Regions from separate parts of the Homo sapiens genome. Here region 2 is linked to region 1. A link is a contact called in ENCODE Hi-C or POLR2A ChIA-PET data. All regions are on one chromosome and are shown on one strand. The core of a region is the stretch at or near the end of the contact, and the rest is flanking DNA. Distances in the headings are between cores, read along the strand shown. Region 1 has its middle 110 kb from the start of SPATA8. Region 2 holds the start of NR2F2-AS1 (NR2F2 antisense RNA 1).

Region 1 (4,840 bases), core at 724-3,223:
CCTGTTTGGCTTTGTTATTTTCTAATAACGCACTCATGTGTAAGCTAATAACGTGAACAGAGGGAAAATGAAGAGACTTAAAAAAAAAAAAAAAAAGGAAAAAAGCAGAATGAATTAGGGCAATTGAGGTCGCTCTGTTTCATTTTTGCTGGAAGGATTTTAGCCCTAGTTTTTACCTTATCGCTTATTACACAATTTACGATAAAATGAGATGTGATTCCATTCTTATTGTTGTGCTATAGTCTATTGAACATGCATATATAGAATTCATTTCAGATTTAAACACTATCTTAATTATAAACTGAATAAAATGGACAACCTATCAGGTTTTCTAAATTGCATTCTAACAAATAGTTTCATTTTTTATCACATTTCTACTGTTGACATATTGGGTATAATAATGTTCAGGGAATATTCCCTTTTAATGCAGTGTCTTAATTGTGCCAAAGTATTTCCCATGTGACAACTAATAGTTTATTTCTGACTTACAAGTTTGAGAACTTTAACCGTATGTCATGCCTTGCAATATTTTTCATGATGATCTGCTTAAATAACACTATCAGGAATTTTTTTTTGTTTTAAAATCACCTACAAATGATATATATTTTGCATATTGAAAAGACATCATAAGTATATTACATGTAACTTTCTATTTTCTTTAATAAATAATGTGATTGCTTGTATTTAGGATTCATTTACAGACACTTTTCCAACAAAAGACTTACGTACATTAAGTTGAAAATATTGAAAGAAATATCTCAATTGTGATTAAAAATGAAATACCCAGTTAATGGAATATAGAATGCAATTTTTAAAGAAAAACATATGTGCCAGAACCTGAAAAGTTAAGTCTTATTTTTATATTTACTCACTACAAACTGTGAACGTTGCTTTAAATGAAAAATACGTACCTGATTAAACATATAGTTTTAAAGTAGTCCTAAATATAGTATATTTAAAGTAATCCTTCAAAGTAATTCTGAGTTAATAGCATGGGTCCTAATCCTCAGAATGTAATGCTATGTATTCTTTAAAAACGCTGATTTGTATTCATATGATATTTTAAAATGTAAAAGAATAATCATGCTGAGAAAAATCTGACATTGGAAACTGAAGACAACATATAATTTTGTAATTAAAGGTAAATTTTTCATATGTGCAGCATTTGTTGAAGAATTTCTAACTTAAAAATCACTTAAATTTAATTTTACATGTCAAATACATAACTATTTCACTGACACAGGGGAAAGAATTTAATTAGCACTTTAATGTTAATTGTTTATTAATGTGTTAAGCTTATCAAACTGCCTCATTTAACTTAATAGATATTGCTATACTTTCGTATATTATTCTAATAAAGTATACAATTTGGATTTTTTTCCCTTCTTTTTCAAGTTCCCATGCAACACCTACACGTAAACCTGGCCAACTGGTCTGTTAGAACAGAGCGGGGTGTTTCCTGAAGTTTGAACCTAAACTATTAAATAAAACAGTTATCCTGCAAGACCCAAGAGCTATTACTGCCTACTAATGTCGTCTTGCAGATACTTTTTTTGAACAGTACACAAGAAAGTTGATTCATTTCTCTCTCTCTTTGACTATAAGTAGGGGGTTGTCCAACACACACACACACACACACACACACACACACACACACACACACAATTTTTAGTCATTTTTTTCAATTTAAATGATTTGCTATCACAGTTACTCCATCTTTTATCTCTAAAATAGTTTCAACCCTGTTAATGTGTGCATGTACTTTTTTCTTATCAGCCTCTCAGCAGCATTTGTGATTCATAGCAGCCATCAAAGTGATAATAAACTCATTCACAATACTAACAAACACGGGGCTCCCAGTTATTTACGAGGCAAATTCACTGCAAGGCTGGGCTGTGGAACGGGAGAATCAAGATGGTGTTGATTGATAAATTGACAGGTTAATTTACAAGTGGATAATAGGAGTTAGACCCAGAGGGAAAGAAGGAAGGTCTGAATTCTAGCTTGGTTGCACTGCCATCTGTCTTATGCCCAGAAAGCTGCAGGACTGCTGGCTGGCAGGATCAAATACATACACATTCTTCATAACTTAAAGACAAAGACCTCCATTTACTGCTTTTTGATGGGTTTGTTGCCTTGGTTCTTCACACAATTGACCCTCAATATGTCACAAACAGTGCCACGTCTCAGTGTTTTTTATAAGTGCCACTTAGAACATGACTTAGAATAAGTTATTCTGTCAGTTTCACAAAAACAATGAACAAAATTGCTTTCAAGACTATATTTCACAAATATTAATTGTCATTGGATTGTTGAAGAGTGAATGCATTCTTTCAGATTTCCAAAGCCTCTGAGATGTCCTTGTTCTAGGATGTACATCGCCCCCCACCACCCCCACAAAAAACACACATATACCTTTTCTTTTTCATCCTTGGTATTTAGATGCTATCGGTCTAGCTATTTACAAGATAGGGTAAAGCAAATTGTATGAATCTCATGTTAAACATTTGCATCACTGTTTTTCCTAGAGTTTTATTGTTGTAAATTTGAACATATTTCATAATTTTAAACAATAAGTTTACAAAGTTCTTTTCAAAATGGAGTACTAGTGCATTTGTTTATGTTTCATTTCCAGTGAAATATTTTATTGTACAGGCCAGCCATTTTTATTTTAGTTTTGTAGGAACAGGCCATTAAAAATCTTTTAGGTCTTGTGTAACAGGGACATATTATCATAAGTTCTCAGGAAATTGCCTCGATTGGGCTAGTGCCACTGTGAGTTAGATGGCAAATTTGCAACTACTGTCACTTTGGGAGAAAACCTAGTCTTTGGTCTTTTAAAATTGGTTGGTTAGCAGCAGTGGCTATGCTGGGGGCCTCCAAAATTGCCGGGCTGTGGTTCTTACTTGCCAGCACTTATAATTCTGAAAGTCGCCGGTCTCAACCCAAACCTTTTCTCCCCATATCGCTACATTGTAGGCGAACACCCTTCTCAGATTCCAAATCCATTTAATGCTTAGTTCATGTTAAAACTTGGTAGGTTTGAACAAATACTGAGGAGTTCAACACATTTTCAAAGGAAATTGAAAAAGGCACAAAAGAGCATGTCTGCTCAGCTTCTGCAATTCATTACGAAATGCCAACACTAATACTATTTTTAAACAGATTGCTCCTATTAATCAAGGTATTAAAATAAACTATTAAAATTATGCCTCTAGTTGAGTAACATGAGAAAGCCCATGGAAAATATCTGGTCAAGAATGAATGTCAGAAAAATAAAAACAAATAACTTTGCATGCATGGAATTTTATGGTGTCACAAGGTTAAAAATGTCCCCTTAAAGGGTAAATATCCTTTGAAAAGAAAATGCATTTATGTGTGAATGGGAGGTTGAATGGCCTTTACTGCTTTGTTTAAACATAGACAATCATCTTTGTAATTTTTTTTGGCAAGTTGTATATTTTTCAAAAGAGACTCATAAAAGATCGCATGTTTAAGATTGCTAATTTTTCTTGATGTGGTGACTTTTTTATTAAAAGGGAGTCTTTTCTTCAGTAAAGTGTTTAAGTAGTTTTTAAATTTCACAATCTACAGATTGAAAACCTAAATTCTTTCCTCAGACTGTGAAGCAAGGCATTTTCTTTCTGAGGACTACTTAAACTTTGCATTATATATTTTCTATTTAAAGTCTCAGTGACAACAAGTGTTATGCAAAATAGGAAAATAATTGATAAGACAGCTTATAGAAATGTATGCTTTTATACATATTTATATAGGGAATGTAATAGAAGAAAAATATGCTCAAAATTTAGTTTAATACTTATCTCCTGTCTCTAAATTCCAATTGTAAAACTGTTAGATTCATAGAGGCATAATTTCTAATATATTATACTTTTTAACTTAAAATATGTTAACTTCCTAGAGATTTGTTTTTAGTGAATAATTCTCAAACCTCATGACTCCACTAAGATGTAGCAGAACTCGTTTTCATCAGAAGCATGTTGACATGGAAGAGAATAAAGGCCCAATGCAAGAATGGGCAGTCATTGATAATTTTATTTGTTTAAAATTGTGAATTATTTTTAGTAAGTGGACTTCTCTCCCGTGCACAATTAAGAAGAGGCTTTGTCTTTTTTTCTCCTCAGGTACTAAAATAAATTCTGAAGCCAAGATAACAACAACAACAACAACAAAGATATCAGATCTAATATCCCACCCAATTTCTGAGTTAAGCCAGTGACAGGTATATTTCGAAGCAAGACTATTTAGACACATTGATTTTTGTTGTCACTTTCTTCTTATTTCATATGTCACATCAAGGCTTGGAAATCGGATGAATGTAAGAAGGGTCCGCTGATCACTGTTCCTCAGGAGGAATTTTCAAAGTCAGCTAGCTGTGCTTGATGAAAGTGGTCCTGCATAGAGCTCCACTCTGCCTGCAGGGAAGTTTAGGCAAACTACACTTTACCACTTCACTCCTATTACTAGGATTCTTGGTTGTCAAGGAGGCATCTATTTAACTGAAGTCTGGTAAATCTCAAAAGTAAAGTATTAGGGAGGAAAAAAAGCTTAAATCATCTTTTTTCCTCTTACTTCAAAGTCCTTTTAAATGAACATGCAACTCCAATTCTGGTAAACAAATTTTATGAAGTAAGTCGTGCAGGTAATGCGTTCTTCAATTGTATGCTTCCAGGATAACATGTTGACATCCAATCTTTGTGTTTTGAAGAGTTTGTAATAATAAATAGAAATCAATGCTGGAGAGTGAAGGGTGCATCAATTATATTTCTTTTATCTCAAAGATTCTTTCCATGTTGTATCTATCCTTCCTCGTGAAATT
Region 2 (4,840 bases), core at 1,725-4,224, 570 kb before region 1:
GTATGGGTTCCACAGATGCCCCCTCCAAAGTGCCAAGCTGCAAGGCTGACAAACCCCCTTTCCCCTGCCTGTTTGGCCTTGTAGCCAGGCCAGGACAGCCGTTTAGGGTTAGTGCAGCCCTCACCTTTGACCTCCTAGATCCGAGTGGCTGCCAGCACTACAACTTTGGCCAAAGTTAAAAGAAAACCACAACAAAAAATTTTTTCTGCTCCCAAACCCAGGGAAACCAGTTCTGGTTCAGCCGCCTGAGCCACCTTACCCAATAGCAACCTCCATCCCTAACTTTTTTTTCTTCTTCTTTTGCAATGAACTGCCTGAGCCATCTCTGAAGGAGGGAATTGAAGTTGTCAGGGCTCCACGGCTGGGTTGTGGGTGGGGGTGAGTTTCTTGGTCTAACTGGTCCTCCATTAGGAACCCCCGAATGCCAGGTTATCCCACTGGTGCCCGAGCTGGGGAAGGCAGTCATCTATCAGAACTGGCAGGAAAGGGAGAAGGGAGAGGAATGAGATGGGCAGGGAGGGGAGAGAAAAGGCCAGGCTGTGATCATCTTCACCTGCCCTGAGTCCAGCCTTCCTGTTCAACTATTCCTCGACCTTCGGCTGGGGATGAAGGGGGCGGGGGCGAAAGGGAGGGGGCACCCCCGAGTTACACAAGTGGCCTCCTTCTACTAAGAGAATGAGTTCACCTCCTCCCCAGAGGAGCCTCACCATCCATCCACTCAGTATAACTGATGAGACAAACCGCAAGGAAAAACTTCTGTAGCCCATATTTATGGTATTAATGAATAGTTAAAAAAGATTTACACTTCTTATGATCAATATTCTGAGTTATTTTGCTCAAAGTATATAATTACAGTGTCTTCAGAGTTTTCATCATTGTTTGAGGTGGCAAAACCATTTGTAATTTTCATTAGCCAGTAAACATGTAATTAACATTCAGCACTGTGTTTAACTTAATTCCTGTTTAAGACAAGGACAAGAAGCAGCCGAAGAGCGTTAGTTCCATTTGTCAAGTCTGACATACATCTTACCATAACAGTTTCCTAAAATAAAAGATCCGTGTTTCCCCATTATTCTTCTCTTAAAACAAAACAAAACAAAAATCCATTAGTTAAGACAGTATTAAACTGTGAGAGGCAGCATAGTTTATATTCAATTTTCACTAGTTACCGTATTCTTGCTTCCTTTATTCGTTTTGGGGAGTAGAGAAAGGGAGGGGGTGAATGAAGCATTCATTATCTGAAGGCATGGAATGGGGAACCCCTCCCCCCAAAAGAAATAGATTTCCTCCTCAGGAAAGTTCTAGAATAAGGACCGGAAAGGGGGGAGGCAGAAATCCACAGGGGAGAGGGGGAAAAATCACTTGGGGAGACTTGAGTTAAAAGTAGAAAATGAGGATTCCAAAGGATTCCTAGGAAAAATGTTGCCCTCTTGTCTCAAGTTCTATCTTTGATCCAGGACGAGGGAAGCCTGTCTGCCAGTCTGCGAGGCTGATGCTTTTTCCCCCTCCTCTTCCACCTCTGTTTTTTCCCAACTTGCTTTAGGATTAGCCTCCATCTCTCTCGACCCCAAACAGTGGAATTTGGCTGTGCCTTGGGTCGTCTTGCTTTGCAATATCGCCTATAGTTGTTGGCGGTTTTCTGCTGAGGCTGAGCCGTTTGCTCCAGCCTCCGACTAAACTCATTAAGTTGGGAGATTTTTTTCAATTGGACGGGTGTTTTTAAAGTCTCGTCTTTCCAGCCCCAAACAAGGTGTAACAACGCACTCTTCCTTCTAAGGAATGAGATGAGAGACAAGGATCACTCCAGACATCTCCTACCTACGGTTTGGGGTTTTTTTTCTTAAAGGCGAGGCTTGCATTCCTCAGCAGCTATGTACAAAGCTCCCTGAAACCTTGTCTCTCTAAAGTTAGTGTGCAGGGTTTTCCAAGGCTGAGAGAGCCTAATACATGGGGAAGCACTTCCTTGAGGTGGAAGATCTCTCCCTTCACCTTTCCTCTTTTTCCCTGCAGGCTAGTGCCTACTTTTTATCAGTTTGCACAATCGCTTAGATAAACACCGAGGAGGAGATTCTCTTTAATTATCAAAGACACATCTTTTCAGGGGGCCAACAAAGCATTTATTTCACCCGCCAAACTAAAGGAGAGTTATTCCAGTTTAGGAGGAAGATGCAAGCGGTTTGGGACCTTGAACAAGGCAAATATGGTTTTGGTATGTTTACTTACAGTATTTTTTCTCTCTCTCTTTCCTTTCTCACTTTTCTGCTTGTGCTGTGTGGGGTTGGGGATGACTTGGGGCTTTTCAAAATATCGGTTTGCTAACGTGTATGAAATGCCGAGGACTGTGGTTTAAGGGGTTCGGGGAAGGGGGGATCAGAGTCAATTCAATGCATTGCCATATTTTATTACATGTGTGTGGTAGGAGAGATGGTGGAGGGGGAGGGGGGAAAATACAATTGCAAAGCTGCCAAAATATGATTAAACCGAAGCGTTAAGACTGCGGAGCCTCCTATCTCCTCGTCCTGTCTCCTCAAACTCATTTCCTTCCACAGAGCAAACTAAAAACCAGTCCTATAAAGCGTGGTTTTGCAAGCAGCAGATGACTCGGTTTTCTAGCAAAGGAGCTGCTAGGCTCGCACTAAGTATCAGAATTTACTGTTCGCTTTGCCTCTGCGCTTCATTTTGCAACCTTGTGCAACTGACAGCCAGGCAGGCAGGGAGGGAGAAAAGCCTAGCCCGGCGCCCTCGGCCACGGTTCGGGTAGGCGAGCGCTCGGTTAAGCTAGGAGGAGAATCGCGACGAGAAGGGTACTCACCATCGGGCGGGGCGGTGGAGCTGGCGTGCGGATTTCAGGCAAACGTTTACCTTTTTGCTGTCTATTGCAACCGCGCCGGGCTGACTTAAGAAGCAATTCTGTGCTCTGTCCAGAACATTCAAGGAGCGGTTCCTCATTTTTAAAAAGCCAGCGAGAGAGACGACAGAGACAGAGAGAAAGAAAAAGAGAGGAGGGGGTGAGGGGGACGCACATAAACCCAGTTCAAAAAAAAAAAAAAATCACCTCTTCGCCAGTGACTCGGGAAACGCAGAGGTGGCGAGATCCGAGTACGGTCCAACCAAGCCAGAGCCAATTAATTTTAAATCCTGAAGAATTATTCAGATTAAAATGTACAGAAGTTTCGTTCTCCTATGCCTACGTGAGTCCAAAGTCGTTTCCCTTTAAGAGCTCCTTTTCTTTTAAAGTTGAATTTTAGGCAGCGAGGACTCTTACACTAGGGGGCAGACAGATACTGTACTTGCTCTAATCTTAAGCAATTTTTTCCCTCCCAGCATATGCTCTGATTTAGCACTGTAAATTTTTCAGAGGACCTAACTCTGACAGCCCCTGGTGATTTTCAAAGTACCACAAGCCAGTGGTTAAAAATTGCATTGACTTGGAAGTTCAGAGGGACACAATGGAAGCCCCTTTCCCTATTCATGGAGCTCCAGTGTGGTGGAAGAGAAAAACACACACGGACTAGATTGAGGGAAAGGAGGAATTCAATGAATCCTGGAGGACGGAACTGGTTTCTACTGAGTTCAGAGTTAAACTCGGCATTTGCTGGGGTCTGTATTCATATTGTGATTCAATCTGTAAAGAAATACAGCCCATCAGGCCACTTTCTGCAAGAAAATTATATTCCTGGGTGTTGAGTTTCTTTCTTTTCTTTTTTAGATTAGGGCAAATGTTGTCCCAACTTTCTCTAGGCAAATTAAAGCTTGCCATTCTTCTCATTATAATAAATTTACATCTGCAAAAAAAGACTGAGTTGGATTTTTAAAAAACAACAATAATATATTGATTTTATCTTCTCAGAGCTTTTTAACCTTAGACGCACAGCAAGTGAGCATCTCTGGAGAAGACATTTAAAAATATTTTTGCCCTTTTTTCTTCTCAGTCTGTAGTCTTGTCTCTTCTTCTATGCATTAAAATTAAGTATAATTCATACGGTGATTTTTTTTCTCCCTTGTAACAGCATTTCATAACTGAATGAGTCCTAAAATACAGAGTGAAACACCCCTGACTTTATGGCAGCCCTGTGATCATTTGCCTAGCAGGCTCCAATTTGTTAAGATATGGTTGGGAAATTATTCCATTTTAATCTAAGGCCATCACGCATACTTCAAATTCCAAAAATCTCTAAGTGGACTGGGGAAGCTCTTCCTCCTCGATATTGTTCCTTCCCATGTTTGTAAAAGGTAATCTGCTATGGAAGTCTCATTCAGGAGGTGAGATGAAGATTTCCCTATAATCAATTATTTTCATCCTCTATTGAGATGGGAATGCCCATTAGATTTCCTATCTCAACCCCAGTCTCATCACATCTCAGCTGAGCTTGTCCCGAATCTGCTGACATTTGTAACATTAGCAATTCCTGAATCATAGAGGTTGGAAGGGAAAACAACAACAACTACCAAAAACCTTCTCCTGTGTAATGATTTCTTTTCCATCCTTCTTATCCTCTTTAGGAGAAAGTTATATTGTGTCTCTAATTAACCTGAAATTCTCAGCTTGGCTTCATTCTGTGGCAATCTTATTACACACCAGGTTTATGATAGTTCAGTGTCCACTATAGGTTTGCTGGGCTTTTTTTTTTTTTTTTAACAACTTTCAAATAAACCGAGAACCTGCAGCTTTAGTGAAATACGTGATTTCATCGGAGAAAGAGTGAGGGCTGAGGTTTCGGGAATGAAGCTTAAAGAAGATTTTTCCTTTCCTAAAAACCAGCCCCTATCTGCCCAGATCTTTAGTCCTTACCTCATATTCTGCCTATGTGTGTAAAGAGAATTGAATGTAAAATGTGAT

What was found. Hi-C counts contacts between places; a loop is a spot of excess contacts on that map. ChIA-PET counts read pairs that join two places held with the same protein, here RNA polymerase II (POLR2A). Pooled maps may share reads with other maps.
Region 2: a loop to region 1 is called in a map of A673, with 9 times the contacts of the local background. The contact joins the promoter of NR2F2-AS1 here to the enhancer-like site in region 1. A Hi-C loop is called at or near these places in 11 of 168 maps with a recorded cell type or tissue (A673, GM12878, HepG2 and 8 more), 6 of 37 single-sample maps with no recorded cell type and 17 of 50 pooled maps. POLR2A ChIA-PET finds 5 or more read pairs at or near these places in 3 of 52 experiments (A673, MCF 10A and Panc1).

Annotation. Positions count from the first base shown.
Region 1 is chr15:96,891,483-96,896,322 of GRCh38, forward strand. No RefSeq gene overlaps it. Among named protein-coding and RNA genes, the nearest start is that of SPATA8, 110 kb to the left of the region's middle. Within about 2 kb of position 1,974, at least 2 of the 41 ENCODE cell types and tissues checked have a DNase peak (open chromatin) inside an H3K27ac peak, as active enhancers do; they include A673, where a contact is called at or near this core.
Region 2 is chr15:96,324,144-96,328,983 of GRCh38, forward strand. NR2F2-AS1 (NR2F2 antisense RNA 1) reads right to left here and starts at 2,975. Exons shown (of 5, transcript NR_125738.1): 1 at 2,813-2,975. It also overlaps a transcript of NR2F2 not described here.